Linked DNA regions of Homo sapiens: region 1 is linked to region 2. A link is an interaction called in ENCODE POLR2A ChIA-PET data of the cell type or tissue named here. Cell type or tissue: PC-9. All regions are shown on one strand. Links, peaks and the distances in the headings refer to the core of each region. The heading gives the core; the rest is flanking DNA.

Region 1 (3,887 bases), core at 733-3,232, 420 kb after region 2:
TCTGGAGGAAGAGGCATGAACAAGGGAGCCAGTGCACGTGTGAGTGCAGGTTGTGACCAGTGCTATGGAAGAGAAGCACGGTGTTCTCCAGGAGCAATCAACGGGGACTTCAGGCTAAGGGGGTCAGGGAGGCGCTCCCCGAAAACGCACCCTTTAAACGGCACTGGCGAGCATGCAGGCACTGTCCAGGTCGGGTGGAGGAAGGCCGTTTCCACCACAGGGACAGAGGCTCTGAGCTGAAGAAGGGCTAAGTGATTGCTCCGGCTGCTGTTCAGTTGAGCCAGGCCTCTGGTCTCCACTTCAGTGATTGATTGATAGGATGACCACCAGTGAGACGCCAACAGGAAGTGAAGAGGGCTGTGACCGGGTTCCCTGACAGCCTGCCCCATTCAGCTTTCCCCACGATTGCTGCGTACTGGGATGAGAATACCATTTTTAATCTGATAGTTCGTTTAAACTTGTAAAACATTTTCCCTTTCTCCTAGGTATAGCGAAGGAGATACTGAGAAGTTAAAGATGTACCATTCTCTCCTTGGGAATGACTGGAAGACGATTGGTGAGATGGTGGCCCGAAGTAGCCTCTCCGTGGCCCTCAAGTTCTCACAGATCAGCAGTCGTAAGTGGCAGCCCCCAGTGCCCACCTCGCTGAAGAAATAAGCCCTGACAGGCCTGGTTCAGCCATAACCGATCCAATGCCCGGAAATCACCGTAGACCTGTCTTCCGCAAGAGCTTTGTTTCTTAAGCTGTTCTCTATACTAATTTGTTTGGTTTCCTCGTGTGTTTAGTGAAGCCATGTGACCTTTACCCACTAGGCTGGTTTTTACCACACTTCAGTAACTGTCCGTGCAAATATAACTGCCAAGTGGACCAGGACCCCAATAAACTGGTGGTGGGAGAGCCTGGGCGGAGGGTCACTTCCCCGCAGTGGCACGGGACACGTTGGGAGGGAGGCAGGCACGCAGTTCGTGCCCGTCAGGCGGGGACTTTTCTCAGAACCAGTGTTGGTGACCTCCTGTCTGTGTCTCCTCTTTCCTAAAAGGTTTCCTTTCAGAAGACAGTCCTGACCGGGTTTTCTGTTTAGCACAGGGGCTCACACACTCCGGCCACACAGCTAGTGCCTTGCAGCCAGTTCTTCAAGTTTCCAAGAACTAGAGGAAAATCTTAAATTGTTTTTTTTTTTAATTTTGTGAACTCTAGCTATCTTTTTTTCTTTTTTGGAAATCTCTTGATTTTTAAATATTCATCCAAATTGTTATTGAGGGGAAAATGTAACATTCTGTGGCCAGACCAAAAGCACAGCCAAACAGCTGCCAGTGTGACGCTCCTTACTTAGCGTGACCGTGAATGTCTCTAGTGAAGAAGGGTGAACCGTTGATACTTTGGGGCATCCGCCACAGATAACTGGCTTCAGAAATTCTCAGGTGCCTTCATCAAGTACTGTGTTGGTATCAGTGTAGCTATTTATATTGTTACACTATGAACTCTTGGCCAAGAGACATGTACATAACATAAAAGCCATTTGGCTGGCTTTTCTTCCCCCATTAAATGTTTGGGAACCTCACAGTTTGATGCGGGAGACGTTCTCAGAAACAGGATGAACAACTGTTTTGAAATAAATAAATAAAACATTGCTTTAAGAAAGGACTTATTGAATAATTTCAGGCTTTAGTTCTTAAAAAGAATCCATGACCGTGTTAGTAATTTCATTTTAATATGCACATAATTGTGTTTGTTTTATGTCTATATAATTGAGATGCACATTATTTTCTGAAAAGTACCCGATTTATCATTTCATTTTTAATATTGTGTTTGAAAGCAAATAGACTAGCTACTATAAGACCATCTTTTTATATCTACAGAAAGAAATCGTGGTGCTTGGAGTAAGTCTGAAACCCGGAAACTAATCAAGGCTGTCGAAGAAGTGATTCTGAAGAAGATGTCTCCCCAGGAGTTAAAAGAGGTGGATTCCAAACTCCAAGAAAATCCTGAAAGTTGCCTATCAATTGTTCGGGAAAAACTCTACAAGGGCATATCTTGGGTAGAAGTAGAAGCTAAAGTGCAAACCAGAAATTGGATGCAGTGTAAAAGTAAGTGGTAAGTTCTTCCCTCTCTCTTTCTCTGTCTCTCCAGCTTCTGTGGAGAGGTGAGGTTACCAAGAATATCTGTGTAACTGCCGTGGGGAAGCTGACGTGTCAAGAACAATCGTGTCTAGTCTGCTGCCCCAGCTGCTTCCATATCACTCTCTGATTTAAATGAGCACGTAACTAGCCCTGATGCATTGAAGAGTGTATGCTTTTCTCCTAAAGAACTTGAACCTTTTTAAAACTGAATATTGACTTCTGATTTCTTCACTCTTTCTAAGTCTTTAATAAAACAAGGTAGCAATCTGTTGGCAGCATTAGAAAAAAAGGGGCCACGCGCAGTGGCTCATGCGTGTAATCCCAACACTTTGGGAGGCTGAGGCAGGCAGATCACTTGAGGGCAGGAGTTCAAGACCAGCCTGGCCAATGTGGCAAAACCCTGTCTCTACCAAAAATACAAAAATTAGCCAAGTGTGGTGGCTCACAGCCACCAGTAGTCCCAGCTACTCAGGAGGCTGAGGCAGGAGAATCGCTTGAACCCAGGAAGTGGAGGTTGCAGTGAGCTGAGATCGCCCCATTGCACTCCAGCCTGGGCAACAGAGCGAGGCTCTGTCTCAAAAAAATAAAAAATATATAGAGAGAAAAAAGATAGAAAACTAACATACAGAGAGAAATCACAAGTGTAGTGATCAGTAGCAGCTCCACCCTTCTAATGTGCTTTCTGCTTCTGCGGTTCCTCAGATGAAGCGAGGTAGGCATGCTCCTGGCTGCGTCAGTCACATAGAGACAGTTTCAGTCCTGCTTCTGCCACACATTCTTTGCTGGATATAGCTTTTCCAAGACCTGGAGAGTCGCGGAGCTGGATGTCCAGCTGCAGCGAACTCCTCAAACCAGTGGTTCTGCATGCTCATGACCCCCCTACCTTGCACATGAAGGGCACTCAGTGGCTCTTGAATAATAAATAGGAGTAAAATCCAGAGTAGACATATTTTGTGTTAAAAGCAAACTCCTAGATCATACTGTTTATATACCTTACAACTCCAGGGGAATAAACTCCAAAGAACAGGGAATGTTGGAGGAACCAGAGCTCTTTTTACCTCTATTTTTAGCTAAAAGAAGGAAGAGTGAGGGCCGGGCACGGTGGCTCATACCTGTAATCCCAGCACTTTGGGAGGCTGAGGCAGGTGGATTACAAGGTCAGGAGTTCAAGACCAGACTGGCCAACATAGTGAAACCCCACCTCTACTAAAAATACAAAAAATTAGCCGGCGGGATGGCGGGCATCTGTAATCCCAGCTACTCGGGAGGCTGAGGCAGGAGAATTGCTTGAACCCAAGAGGCGGAGGTTACAGTGAGCCGAGATCACGCCATTGCACTCCAGCCCCAGCGACAGTGCCAGACTCCGTCTCAAAAAAAAAAAAAAAAAAGGAAGAGTGAGTTATAAGCCTCAAGTGGAGGATGACATACCAATGTTAAAAGGAGGACATGGTAATCATTAAGGGTAGTACTGGTTCAAGATCAACATAATTAAGATAACGTGCAAGATTTAGCTATTAATTTGAGATAAAAATAGGAAACTTAAACTCTGAACGTTTATTTACCTTGTGTAACATTGAAGTGACCTCCACTGGTACATTTCAACCCTGTAAACGTGGATGGCTCTCATTAAGAGCAACAATGTTGTTGATCAGCGTGTGTATCTCCGTTACCAAGAATGTAAATATAACAGCTAATGATCTATCAGATTGTGACAAATTTTGCTATTCAAGATAAGTACTTTTAAAATCTTTTTAATTGGGTCACTG
Region 2 (3,887 bases), core at 690-3,189:
AGAAGAGGAGCTGCTGGTTGGTGCTCTCCCATATACCTTTGGGGAGTCATTGGAGACATCCCAGATTCCCCTTTTCAATCCTAGGTCTGTTTCAGATATCTCTGTCCTGGGTGCCAGCGGCATTCCTGGGAACATAGGAAAGCACCCAGTCACTCCCCTGCCTGTTAGGAGTTTTCATCTGTAAGGTTCAGGAGCTCAGCAAGTGAGATTATTGTAAAGACATGGAGACCTCATCGCCATGGGGCAGAGGCCCCTAGCATCTCTGAGCTTGCAGGTGTCACTGCCAGAACACCCTACCATCTAGCCACCCAGTGCAGAAAGCCCATCCCCACCACTCCCCAAGCCAGGCACTATAGAGTCTTCCTGGGTACCCCCTCATTGCCCTGGTGGGTACTGGACCTCCTTCCCTGGGGACTCCGCCCTGCCTGTGCTCCCGGCTGCTGGCCTTCTGCTGGTCTTTCACTGGGACCCCTGCCATTGCAGACTTGTGCTTTCTCTCCACTCACCTTGGAGCTGCGTGCCCCAGAGATGTGCGCTTTTGTTATTGTGCATCCCTGCCACCCTCACAGTCACCATCACCACCATCACTGGCTCAGCCAAATAGAGCCAGATGTCATCTTTTCCCCGTGCAGCCTCTTGCTCTTATCCCCACTCCAGGCCTCATGATGTTATGTCCCAGCCGTGACCTCTGCAGACTTAGTTATGTTCTTTTTTTGTCCTCACAGGTGCTGCCAACACCTCCTTCTTTCGAATCAGCAGCAAAATTAATAACTGTACTGTTTTCCCATCTTTCCACATTTACTGGGCAAAGGACCCCAGGGCCCCATCTTAGCGCATCTTCAGTCCCTTGATCCCAGGCTCTTGGTGATGGCACTGTGGACAGAGGACTGGGGAGATGCTTATTCTGTGCCTGGACTTTGAAATATATAGGTCTGACCCCCTAAACTCGTTCTGACTTGAGCTGCAGTGAACAGAACAAATTTATTCCCCAGGGCTCCGCACGTGGAGTTCTTTATGCAGGCAACCTCCATTAAAGTCACCAGGAGTTTGCTCTGCATACGATAAACAGGGTCGAGCTTAAATCATGCAGCCTTAGTTGCCAGGGAGCTCCTGTCACTTTTACACTAGTACAAAACAAGTAAAAACGATTCTGGGCTTTTGGAAAAATAAGTTCTCAGCTGTTTCTGTATCATTTAAAATGAGATGGTTGCTGCTGATGGACTCCATTGCCACCGTGTTCTACAGCATGTGTACAGATGTCCTCTTTCCTCTCTGAACTCAAGCAAAGGCGCTACTAGATCTCAGTTCTTTGCTTAAATCAGCGGTGGCTCACAGTGGCCACCACTGCCAAATGATGTCCTCAGCTCCTTCCCCATAGCTCCATTCCTACCGAAGTGTGTTTGAAATTTCTGAATTCTGGAGGCCCAGAGCTTCCTAAGGAAATTGGCCATAATTCTGTCTTTGCCTCTTGGAATGTCGCTTCCCGATTTTCACTTAATATAAAATGAGCCCTGCTCATGGGCCTCACTCTGTTGTTCAAACTCACCCAACATAAAGAAGTCTGAAGTCTGCACTGCTTTATTTTTAGCCTTTCTCATGAGAATTTTAGCCATAAATTAGGGTCCAGGGACTGTTGATGGTGGATATAACCTACTTCCAGGTTGCCGGGCCCAGTGAATGGTACAACGCCGGCTCTTCAGCCAGAAGGCTTGGCTTCTGCCCTGGCCCAAGGAACTGTTCTCGTTCTCATGAGTTGCTTGGACTTCCTCTGGAGGGTGGTTATCCAGGGAGGAGATGAAAAACAGCCAAAGGCAGATCTTGTCCTTGCTGGTTTATGTCTTTGCTCCAAGTGCATGAGATGCTCATCTCAGCCTGTCCACAGCGCACTCGGAACATGCTGGAACTGCATGGTCAGGAGCCCGCCAGCCATGCCATGTCCCCAGCAGTGGGGCTTCTGAGCTAGACTGTAGCTTTTCACATCTCCTGTCTCTGCATACACTCTGCAACACCTGCCCAACTGGCTCGTCGGCCCAGTTACGGTGAGCTCCTAACTGGCAGCTGCCCCTGTGGCCCCGCCCCCCCCAGCATCTCCCAACAGCTAAAGCAGTTCAGTTGTAGGAAGGCCCACATTCCTTGGCACATACCAGACATATTCCTTTCTTATTGTCAGGAGGGAAGACAGCTATTTAATTGGTAATGACTTTCCCCTAAAAGCGAAAGTCCTGGTATGTAGAAAAGGTGATGTGGAAGACAGATCATTATCGAGTTGTTACCTGTGCCCCTCCCACACATCCCTACATTTCCTAAACATTTCTGTCTGGGAAAGGTCCCTCATGGCCTAATAGAACCCGAGAAAAGGCGGGAGATTTGAGAGAGTTTCAAGAAGCTAATTTGCACCCTTTCTGGTAATGAGACCTCACCCTAGCAAATGCAGCCATCGTAATACAAACAAGCCAAACCAGCCCCCAATTGGGATGATGATGTGTTTTCAAGAGCCTTCCGTGAGTCCAGATCCCAGGAGGTGTGGATCAGAGCTCAGCCAAAGTGCTGCATTTTTAAGGGGGAATTAATATTCTCATCACTAAATGCACACTAAAGATCGACCATAGACCAGTTTTTCTCTTTTGTTAAAAACTTGCAAAGAGTTGCTGAGTTGAAAGACAAAGTAAATCTCCCCATCTGAGGAGGTAAGCGGAATGCTATTTCTTGTTTTTAGCAGAGCAGCCTCGGCCAGCTGCAAGCTGTCTTCCCGTGGAGGGGAGACCCTGAGGGACCCTCTGCCCGTTTCCAGCAAGCCTTTGCATGCGGTGTGTTTGTACTCGCTGAAGACAGCGCATGACTCTCTAAATAATTTACAAGTTGATTAATAGACTCACAGGGGTATAATTAGAAGAGGGAGAGACAGTGGGTACAGTAACCGGTACAGTGCTTGGGGGAACAGGAGCCTTTATTTTTTTAAAGAAACTTTCTAGGGTGCTGGGCGTTTGAAGATAAGTTGGGAAGAGCTCAGTGCCTCTTCTCTTTTGAAGTGGAAATAGGACAGTTTGAATCCGTCGAGTTTAATTTTTCACAAGCTTTAGGGGCCCCGCAGTGCAACTCCCTTTTTATTATTGAAAAAACTCTACATTTTTCTTTCATTTTTCTACACACACACACACACACACACACACGCCAAGCAGTAAGTAATAAACACATTAATTTACTCTTATTCTATGTGGATTTCCTTCGCGTTGCCTCCCCCAGGTGTGTTGGCCTCTGTCCCTTTGGTACCCCCAACCCAGAGCCCCCGCTGTAGGGTGGCCTAGAGGTTTATTAATGGATGCCCCCTGTAATTTATGCATTTTAAAGGAACCCTCACCTCGGTCTGACAATGCTTTTGAAGTAGCTCCTTTTTTCAAGTCAAACTTTTGACTTTTCCGCTGGGACTGCTACAAAGATTTCCTCATGGAAACTAGGTAGGAGTCTTTTTCAGCCAGAGAGAAAGCTGTGGCCAAGATAGCCAAGCAGAGTGGCAGGGTAAAAGCGTTGTTTGCATTGTGGGGGCTGGAGGGCCTAGGAATGAGCACAGTTAGAGGAAGCGGGTGAGCACCTTTGCTTATCAACAGGTTTGTGCCCCCGAGGGTCCTTCTCTTTGATTTTTTTTACACTAGACTTTGATTTTGAAAGTGTGCCTTGTCTTTCTCCGGTATGAAAATGATGCTTTGCCAGGAGGCAGCCCCGTCACCAAAAGATCAAAAAGCCTTTGCTCAATGGCTAGTCCAGTGGGGAAACTGAGGCAGTAAGTGATGCCAGATTCATTCATGCATCCATTCGACAACATTGTCTCCCCAAGAAGAATGGGCGCTGCCGGAGGGGGGTAGGTCTGGCCTGCTTAGCGCTGTTCCTTG

What was found. Peaks named below come from ENCODE experiments on the same cell type or tissue, not always from the same donor. Only the 100,000 strongest peaks of a DNase experiment are listed, where the experiment ranks them.
Region 1: POLR2A ChIA-PET joins it to region 2 with 16 read pairs; 2 of 35 experiments call an interaction of 5 or more read pairs at or near these places.

The regions. Positions count from the first base shown.
Region 1 is chr9:132,388,805-132,392,691 of GRCh38, reverse strand. TTF1 (transcription termination factor 1) reads left to right here. Exons shown (of 11, transcript NM_007344.4): 6 at 486-616; 7 at 1,861-2,095. Among named protein-coding and RNA genes, the nearest start is that of TTF1, 16 kb to the left of the region's middle. In PC-9, for the core only: no CTCF peak of the experiment used is centred there; no DNase peak of the experiment used is centred there.
Region 2 is chr9:132,805,385-132,809,271 of GRCh38, reverse strand. All of the region lies in intron 10 of AK8 (adenylate kinase 8), which reads left to right. Among named protein-coding and RNA genes, the nearest start is that of AK8, 71 kb to the left of the region's middle. RefSeq lists an enhancer at 469-970. In PC-9, for the core only: no CTCF peak of the experiment used is centred there; a DNase peak (open chromatin) is centred at 2,111.